Regions from separate parts of the Mus musculus genome. Here region 2 is linked to region 1. A link is a contact called in ENCODE Hi-C or POLR2A ChIA-PET data. All regions are on one chromosome and are shown on one strand. Each heading gives the region's core, a stretch centred on a gene start or an enhancer-like site at or near the end of the contact. The rest is flanking DNA. Distances are from core to core; before and after follow the strand shown.

Evidence for each region. Hi-C counts contacts between places; a loop is a spot of excess contacts on that map. ChIA-PET counts read pairs that join two places held with the same protein, here RNA polymerase II (POLR2A).
Region 2: a map of heart shows a loop between it and region 1 (2.8-fold over the local background). The contact joins two enhancer-like sites. A Hi-C loop is called at or near these places in 5 of 37 maps with a recorded cell type or tissue (gastrocnemius and heart). POLR2A ChIA-PET finds 5 or more read pairs at or near these places in 3 of 5 experiments (Patski and embryonic stem cell).

What each region holds. Positions count from the first base shown.
Region 1 is chr14:120,334,063-120,338,214 of GRCm38, forward strand. All of the region lies in intron 2 of Mbnl2 (muscleblind like splicing factor 2), which reads left to right. Among named protein-coding and RNA genes, the nearest start is that of Gm52122, 16 kb to the left of the region's middle. Within about 2 kb of position 2,603, at least 2 of the 3 ENCODE cell types and tissues checked have a DNase peak (open chromatin) inside an H3K27ac peak, as active enhancers do; they include gastrocnemius and heart, where a contact is called at or near this core.
Region 2 is chr14:120,294,524-120,298,805 of GRCm38, forward strand. All of the region lies in intron 1 of Mbnl2 (muscleblind like splicing factor 2), which reads left to right. The region is part of intron 2 of Gm52122 (a long non-coding RNA gene); the gene reads right to left. Among named protein-coding and RNA genes, the nearest start is that of Mbnl2, 21 kb to the left of the region's middle. Within about 2 kb of position 1,964, at least 3 of the 3 ENCODE cell types and tissues checked have a DNase peak (open chromatin) inside an H3K27ac peak, as active enhancers do; they include gastrocnemius and heart, where a contact is called at or near this core.

The DNA.
Region 1 (4,152 bases), core at 1,353-3,852:
ACGCTCCATGCTTGGGTTCCCTCCCATCCGTCACAGGCACTTACTGCTCTCATAACTTATCAAACGAGCGCTCCCATTTAGAGCCCTGTGTCTGCACACACATTTGCCAGAAATCTTGACTCCTGATATGGCCTCGTCCAATACAATGCCAGGAGACTTGCTGAGCACTTCTTCCATCCTACCTTTAGAATTAATTCCTACCTCAACTCCGGGAGTCCACTGCTTACCTGCCTCTCCACATAGATAGCTGAGTGACTCGGCATCACTGTCTCCTTCCACATCCTTGTTTCCCATGCTTTTTTATTTTGTGGTAGTGGGGATTGAACACATGCTGAGCCAGTACTCCATCACTGAGCTGTGTCCTCAGCCCCATTCGTGTGTCTGTTGCCACCAAGTATTCTCCTTCTCAACAGACGATATCATTCATTCAGTTGATTAATTAAGGACCTTAATGTAAGCCCAACTTGAATCTGTTCTTAAGAGTGACCCCCCCCTCCCCCATAGGAACATAGATTCGAATATGTAGTCATCGGGGAGTGGTACCGTTAGGAAGTGGGTCCTTGTCGGAGTGGGTGTGGCCTTGTTGGAGGAAGTGTATCACTGGCTTTAAGGTTCCAAGGGCCCAAGCCAGGCCCAGTGTCTTCTCTCTTCCTGCTGCCTTCAGATCCAGGTGTAGAACTCTCAGCTCCCGGCATCTCTTCACAGCATTAGAACACTAAGACAGAAACTTCCATGTCTGCTCTACTGCAAGACCTGTTCTTGTCTTTTTTTAGTGTGTATTTATAATTGCGGTGGGAGGACTCCCTTCTGCCCCCCATACACGTTTACAGTAACAAGTGTAAAGTCATAGCGCTCATGCCTGTTTTCAACCGTCTCCTGCGTCATCCGTGAAGTCTGAAGCCCCTTGAAACCCACTGTAACCTGGACTCAGCTGTATATCTGGCCCAGTTGACTCTGCAATCACACGGGTGATTACAGAGGTCTCTGCAAGACCTTTAAGTTAGCTCTTCTTTTCCCCTGGGATGGTCTTCATCCAGGTAACTGTAGCCTGGTTCTTCACTGGAGTCTGGCATGAACTTGAATATCACAGCCCTATCCACACTAACACAGAACTCATCCTTAAGTGGTGCTTCCTGTTTGTCGGTTACCCGTTTTTCTCCGGGAGAAGGAGGAGCCACGAGGTAGGAACTCTTTTCTTCTGTCCCAACAACTGGCAGCTGTTGCCTGCAGAAGGACATAAAGAAATATATCCCCAAGTTTTAAACGTAGAACTATTCTGATAAAATCCATACAACCTTTCTGGCTACCTGTTTTCCAAGTTCCCCATAATCCATTATAAATATGAGCAGTAAAGGCTCCGCACAAAGATGGTCCTTTGATTTACATCCCAAAAGACACTTGTACGTCGTGCTCAGTGATTGTAGCTGTTCCGGCAGGAAGGATACATGGAGACTCAACTCAAGTGTCATTTAAAAGCTACTAAAATGGAAGGAGCAGGCTGGGTTTGCGGCCCAGAGGTGGCATGCTTGAACAGCATATGTGATTTTCAAGGTTTGATTGCCTGTGACACACGCACATGCACATGTGCACGGGCGGGGGGAGGGGCAGTGAGTGTTTTATTTTGGGTCACCTTGGGGCATCTGTACAGTTATCCAAACTTGTTACAGACTGAGGCTGGCGTTAATCACAATCATGTTTTGTTTTGTTTTTTCTTTTTCACCAGTCATTCTAAAACTAGAGCATTGACCTATGTTTTTCCTATGAAGTTAAATTCATTCAATTCAAAAGTTATTATTATTATTATTATTATTATTATTATTTTATTTCTGAGGTTTTTTTTTTTCTTTTCTTGTTTTCCCGATTACCATACTTCTCTTTTCTTCCATGGAGTCATTATCTTTAAACGATGTTGCTTTTTCTCCATGGTGCCCTGCCGGGGCAGAAGCCATGCCCAGCTCTTATTACAGAGTGCTGCTCCGTGAATTCAAAGGCAAAGATCTGCTCTTCTATTCAGCCAGCCATGAGATGTCTACACCATAAGCTCTCGTCATGTGTCACACATGCTGGAAGTGTCCTCTTACTTAAAAAAGGAAAAAAAAATCACTAATAAAGCTCCTGTTCCCTGAGAGAGAGAACTTTAGACATCCCCGGGAAGTATCCTGTTTATAAATAATGTCAGTTGGACCCATCAAACCAGTCAATTTCCATTTTAGAATGGGAGGCGCCCCTTCTTCCCCTACTTTTACTACAGAGACCCTGAAACCTGGGATGTGTTTGTCCCTGCATACTGGAACAAAGGCCCAAGAAACCTAAGGCAGCTGTCAGACAATGCCAAGTGTATGTATACCATGCCAAGGGACACAGTCCTGGAGCTATAGAGACCAGGCTCGCTCTGCAGGGGCTACGTCACCGATGAACTTCACCTGTTCTGCAGTTTCCTCATGAACTGACCCTACTACTGCTAACTAGCATATTCTTTCCACTTGGATGGATTCAGTGTCTTCCGGCTCAGAGATTACAGCATAGTTGCATTACTCTCTTTCAGCACTGTCGTGGCCAAGAACAACATGATACTCCGAGGACAGCTCCACCCCCTGAGAGCTGACCTTTCAGACTCCCAAGCCTCCCAAACTGGGAGGGAGGAGGTGTCAGCCTAGCTCTTTGTAGTCACACTTAGGGTGGCCATGCTGCCCCACGGACTAGAATTTTAGTGATGTGACCGACAAGCCCTTTTTCTCACAACCTGAGGCTGAATATCCACACTGGGGATTATGCCTTAGAGCGGATGAAATAGCTCCAGCGGGCGAAGGATAAGAAAATGCTTCCAAGGCCTTAGCCTCTTTAAAGCCAGAACGTCAGCTTTCTGCTTGTTTTCTTTTCCCTTAAAGTATTATCATCTTCCAGGACATTTCTTTTAAAAACCAGGATAGTGCATCTGGCTTTTGACTGAGAGCGTTATTAGCTGCTTAAGTCACATGAATAACCCAGCGTTGGGAAGAGGGCCCAGTGGGTGAAGTGCTTCCTGAGCCAGAAGGAGGGTCTGAGTTATTCCCAGCAACCATGTATAAAAGTCAGGTGTGATAAACATGTATAATCCTAACACGGGGGGTGGTGGAAACGGGAATATTCAATATGATTACTTATTTATTTTTGGACATGAGCTCACTAGACTGATTGGCTATGAAGTCCCACCTCAAAATAAACAGATAAGTTAAATTAATGAATAAGGTCAAACCGTGATTGAGGAATGTTACTTTGTGTTAACCTCAGGCCTTCGCTGTACCGCAGATGCACACACGCGCACATCCCACCCCACCCAGAAGATACATTGACCATCATTTTAAAAATAGGAAGCTCTCCCATGGTGAATGCAATATATGTTAAGTTGTTATTAAATATCCATCCAGTTCAGACTCAAATCTCATATGAAGGCGTATTTCAGGCGCTCCCAGCCCTTAGGAAAATCATTAATGATACCAAAGAGATGGTTTCCACAGCTGCCGTGAAACTCAGCTCTGACCCAGATGCTTGGAATCTAAAATTAATCATCTGCAGGCTTCATTGGGCTCTGCTAATTCACGGGGCCCCGTTTTCATTCCCGTTGGGCACCCAGCCTTTCACAGAAGCTGCAACATCTGGAAAATGCTGGGGAGCAGCATCCTTAGTGAGGAATTCCAGTCGAACCAGTGTGTTCTCACTGGAATGCGAAGCCATGAACAGAGAAACTTGACTTCCTGGAGCACTTCAGACAGGTGTATTCATTTCCGTGTTCTGCAAGCAACCATTTAGTCCCCAGCAGAGCCAAGAGCTGAATCGGGTTCCTGAACAAAAAGCTGGGGCTTCTCACAGAGTTTGCAGTTGTTCTGGAGAAACAATGACAGGGCAGCCACCAACTCAAGATCAGAACAGGTTGAAGTAGACACCAGGCCAGAAGAGCTGCTGAGCAGACACACAGTCCACCCTCCCTGTGACCTTGGCTTTGTTTGATTTGCAAACATAAGCAAACCTTGCACTCCACTCGCCATTCCTTCTAAGTGCCTCCACTAAAACAAAAGGGGGCCCAAGCACAGCCAATCCCGGGCACCCAGCAACTGAATTGCTCTTTGTCCAAATAAACTCTTTAAGCTTTTATTGTCCCTCGGTTTACTTTTT
Region 2 (4,282 bases), core at 714-3,213, 40 kb before region 1:
AGGACTTTCTCTGGAGCTAAGAAAGTCTCTGGTGGCATCTGTCAGTCAGTCATTCTGGCACTCGAGCCCTGGAGGAAGGTCAATGGCTTTGTTGTCCAGAGAGAGAATAAGCAAGGGTGCTTGTTTCCAGGTGCTTCCTGGAACCAGACCCCACTTCCTTCCTGAATGTGGTGACCTAGTTGCCTGTGTTAGAAGAAGTCACTTCCACCCCCCATCAATAGCAGAGAGACTTTTGAAAGTTAGGTGTTGGCCGGAGCTCTGGGTCATACAATTTGGACCATGCACAAAGAACGAAGTGTGGTTAGAATCCATTCGATCAACGCACAGGGCGAAACAGGAGCAGAATAGTGGAAAAGAAACTCAAAAACAGAGGGAGTGAAAACAGAAGTGTATAATACCCTGGTACCTAAAATCTTTCCAGCTTTTACTTGAGAAAGGTTTTCAAAATATGTCCCAATCAAAATATAACTAACAGTTTTCAAATACATTCTGAATCATCTTCACAAAGCCCAGTCCCTCCCTTTAGAGAATATGGATTAAAATCTGTTTGTTTCATGTCCTGTTAGCATGGAAAGGAAGCATAAGAAAATGATCGACAGCCAATCAAGAAGTCAGAAATAACACCTACGGATCAACCCACAAATGCATAAGAGCATACATACACATGCACACGTGCACACATACATACACGCACATGTGTGTGTGTGTGTGTGTGTGTGTGTGTGTGTGTGCCAAAGACGGAGAAGCCTGACTGACTCTGTGTTAATCCCGGATAGGTGAATAGAGAAGTATTCATGTAAAATAGAAGACAGGAAGGCCAAGCTAAGGTAGGCAAGTTGGGTCTGACTGCAGCTGGAGTAGGCCTTGCTTGAGTTAAGTAGTATACCTGGAATAGACAGCCGTGCCAGAGAGTTGAATACATCCTCTATCAAAGGAAACTGCTCGAACAAAAGCCAATAGGAGGAAATGAGCTCCTACTGTGTACACACATGGAGTTCCTCCAAAAGGAGATTGCCTGCCTGGTTCTGCACTCTTCTGATGCCTTCCAAAGCTGCCAAGGAAAGGCTGGACCTGTACTCACAGACCAGAGATGGTGTCTCCCCAAACCTGGGCTTAGCTGCAAGGAAATGGGTGGGATTTTGAGCCAATCCACCTACATTCCCAGACTTCCCAGAACCATCAATTACAGACTGGCTCTTGGGAATACCAGGCACAGTTACTAAGGGTTTTCCTTTGCCGTTCCCTAGGCTGTGCATGTAGTGAGGAGTGGGTACGTGGATGCAGTAGTCTGCTCTCTTTATAGACTTTGCTCATTGCTTAGCGTCCCTCAGCCATTTCCATGCCCTCTGTTCAGGAGCCAGAGCTCTCTATTGAGGATCGAAACACCAGAGATGAGGCCCTGTGATTGGCTCAGGGAGGCTTCACTTTCAGGATCTTGGCTGGGCAGTAAGGGCACTAGCACTCCTGACCTCTGTAGAAACGCTGTGTTCACCAAGAGCATGTGATTTTGTAGGGCACAGTGTGAGGCCTGGCGCTGGTCCGCAACCACAGAGACTGGCCGTTTTCAGTCCTGGAGGATACCAGGGTGTAACAGAGGTGTAGGATTGTATGTTCCAGTGAACGTAATACGTGAATTACCTCGGTCTCTGGAGCCCTAAGGGTAGGGCTTGAAGACACCACAGAGCTTTAAAAGAGCTTAGATTGAGAAGGACTTATTTTTTTTTCCTGCTTTATGTTGCCTGATTGACAGTTTGAGTACAGTTAAGCTCGGATCTGTGGGGATGCTACTATAACTGGCTTGCATGGTGGAGTCATTTTCCACTGACATCATCCTCTGAAAGCTTCTGAGAGAGGGAAAATGAAAGCAGAGGAGGAGAGGGAGGTCGAGTGCCTTCCGTGGAGAACCCGCCATTTTGCCTGTTGACTCCACCCCCACCCCCAGGTTTGGCAGAAGCTCTGTGTTACTGACCCAGTCAGGTCCCCTCCCCTGAGTTCCCCAGGGGACTGTCTGCAGCTGTGGCCCATGAAATCCACGGACACTGCGTGTAGGGGTGAAAAACTGATTCAGTCACTATTGCTTGAATGCGCCAAATTCCAGTGCAGTTGAAATCCGGTGAATTTCCGTTTGCCCTGGAGGATAGAACAGTCTTGGTCCTTATTTTCTTATAAAATTCCATTTGATGGTTCTCAGCTAACAATCGTGAGGTGGGCAGACAGCCTGTGCCAGACGCAGTTCAGGGTGCTGGGCCACAGAGATGCCCTTGCCTGGTCTCAAGGTCCATCGGCGAATCTTCCAGCTGTAAACACGTAGCAGAACAGTCAACCTCAAGGAGATGAGGGCGAGGTTAGAGGGGACAGGGACCAGGGTAGGTGGCTGTGGTTGTTCTTCTGGGCAGCAGATCATAGGGCAGGTTGCTCTTTTTGAGAAGGGAGGTTTGACGGCTCTGCTGAAGAGCAGCAAGCAAAGAAACGGGGAGAAGGATATCATGATATGAGAGTCCTTCTAATTAACAAATTCCTTCTAATTGCTTGCTTCTGGGACGTATCAAGTCTCATCAATAAACTAAAACTAACGGGCAATTGAGCATTAAGCCATAAGCTTTGCTTTCTCCCCGCTTGCTTGCTTCCCTCTTTCAAGGGAGAGCCACACGAATTAAGAGTTAAATTTGCCAGCAAATAAGGTAAGGAGAAACAAGACTGCTTTATGCGCTGTGGACAGGGCTGGGAGTGGCCATGTTTACCTCTGGGACATATCTCTGCTCTCATTACTGTTCAGCAAGACTGGGGGGAAAGAACGCAGGGAACTTGGGCCTGGATCCTTGCTTGTTCCGCACGCACTGAGTCTTCCATAGCAGGGCAAAAACTTGCAGAGCAGCCCCATCCTTCCTTCCTTCCTCGTGGCCATGCTGCGAACAGGATTTTACTCTCCCCTCAAGCTAGAAATGTCTGAGAAGGGGGGAAAACAACAAAAACATCTCACATGGCATTGAATAATGGTGGTTTCAAAACTCCTCCTCGTTTAGTCTAATTTACAGGGTGAGGTCATACGACTGCCTGGAAAATTCCAACGTGATTTTTTTTTTATATTTAGTTTATTCACATAGTGCCGGACGTCAAAAAGTTTAAAAGCCGGCTCATAAAGTATTTGCAGTTCATGTTTTCTTGCATTTTAAACACCGTGACTTTTGTAGCTGTTCTGAGTAAATGCAGGCTACGGTAAGTCTGAAAACAATGAAATGAAGGGCAGGGGACAGAAATAGATCAGAGCTTGGTAGTGGATCAAAATGAGAGGACCTGAGGGAAACTGCATCTGACAGAAAGGTGTATTCTATTTGGGGTGACTACCCTAAGCCGTTGAAGGCTGCAGGAAACTTAGAAACTTGGCTTTTTCATGTATTTGGGGTGCTTTTGTGACTTTTGTTCTGCAGTGGAGACCAGCTGATAATGTGCCTTGTTTTCAGTGGCTTTGTAATCTCAATTTTCTGCCCCTCATATAATGGCCTGTTTGTTTTTGAGGCTAGTGCACGCTGGCCAAAGAATCAGACATTTGTTTCATGGTGCTTGTTTTGAAGAAATCAGTTCTGGGTACATCTTCACACTGCTCATAAAAATAGGGGCGTTTCGGGTGACCGGTGCCGTATAGGCTGGAGGAGGGTTATGTATATAAAGTAACACATGATAAGACTTTATTTCAATCCAATTACTGGAGAACCTGAGTTATACACCATTCATAAAGATATACAGTTTTATTAATTATGGTGACATACAGCACTTTGAGCTGGCCAAGGGTATCATATCTAAGGATGACCCTTAAGAAGCTCTTACTAATGAAGAGATAAGAATGATTTATAAGTGGTGTTAAGATATTTATACCTAATGAATGCTAATGAGATGGCTGGGAAGTTTAGTCATGTGAGTAGGGTAAATATTCACATGAGAATTATGCCTCCTTGACTTCATTTATTCACCAGGCAAGCTCCTTATATGTTTTAATTTCATAAGTGTTCAGAGGTAAACTTTGACCGAGTCTGGGGGCAGTTTCAACTCACATGGGAATTCTGATCACTTTCTGATGGCTGTCTGCCTGGAAATTTGTTGTGAGATGTTCTTTGATGCCAAGCCTAAGTTTGAAGGGGTAAAGAAGCTGGGATCACTTAGTGATGCCTGCCGGGAGGACCAGGTGGCATTCGTTCGTTTACTAACCTTGGCAATGGGTCATCTAAGCCGTTTTCAGGAATCATCTTCATTACCTGTGGAGTGGTAATGACTTATCTGTTATTGT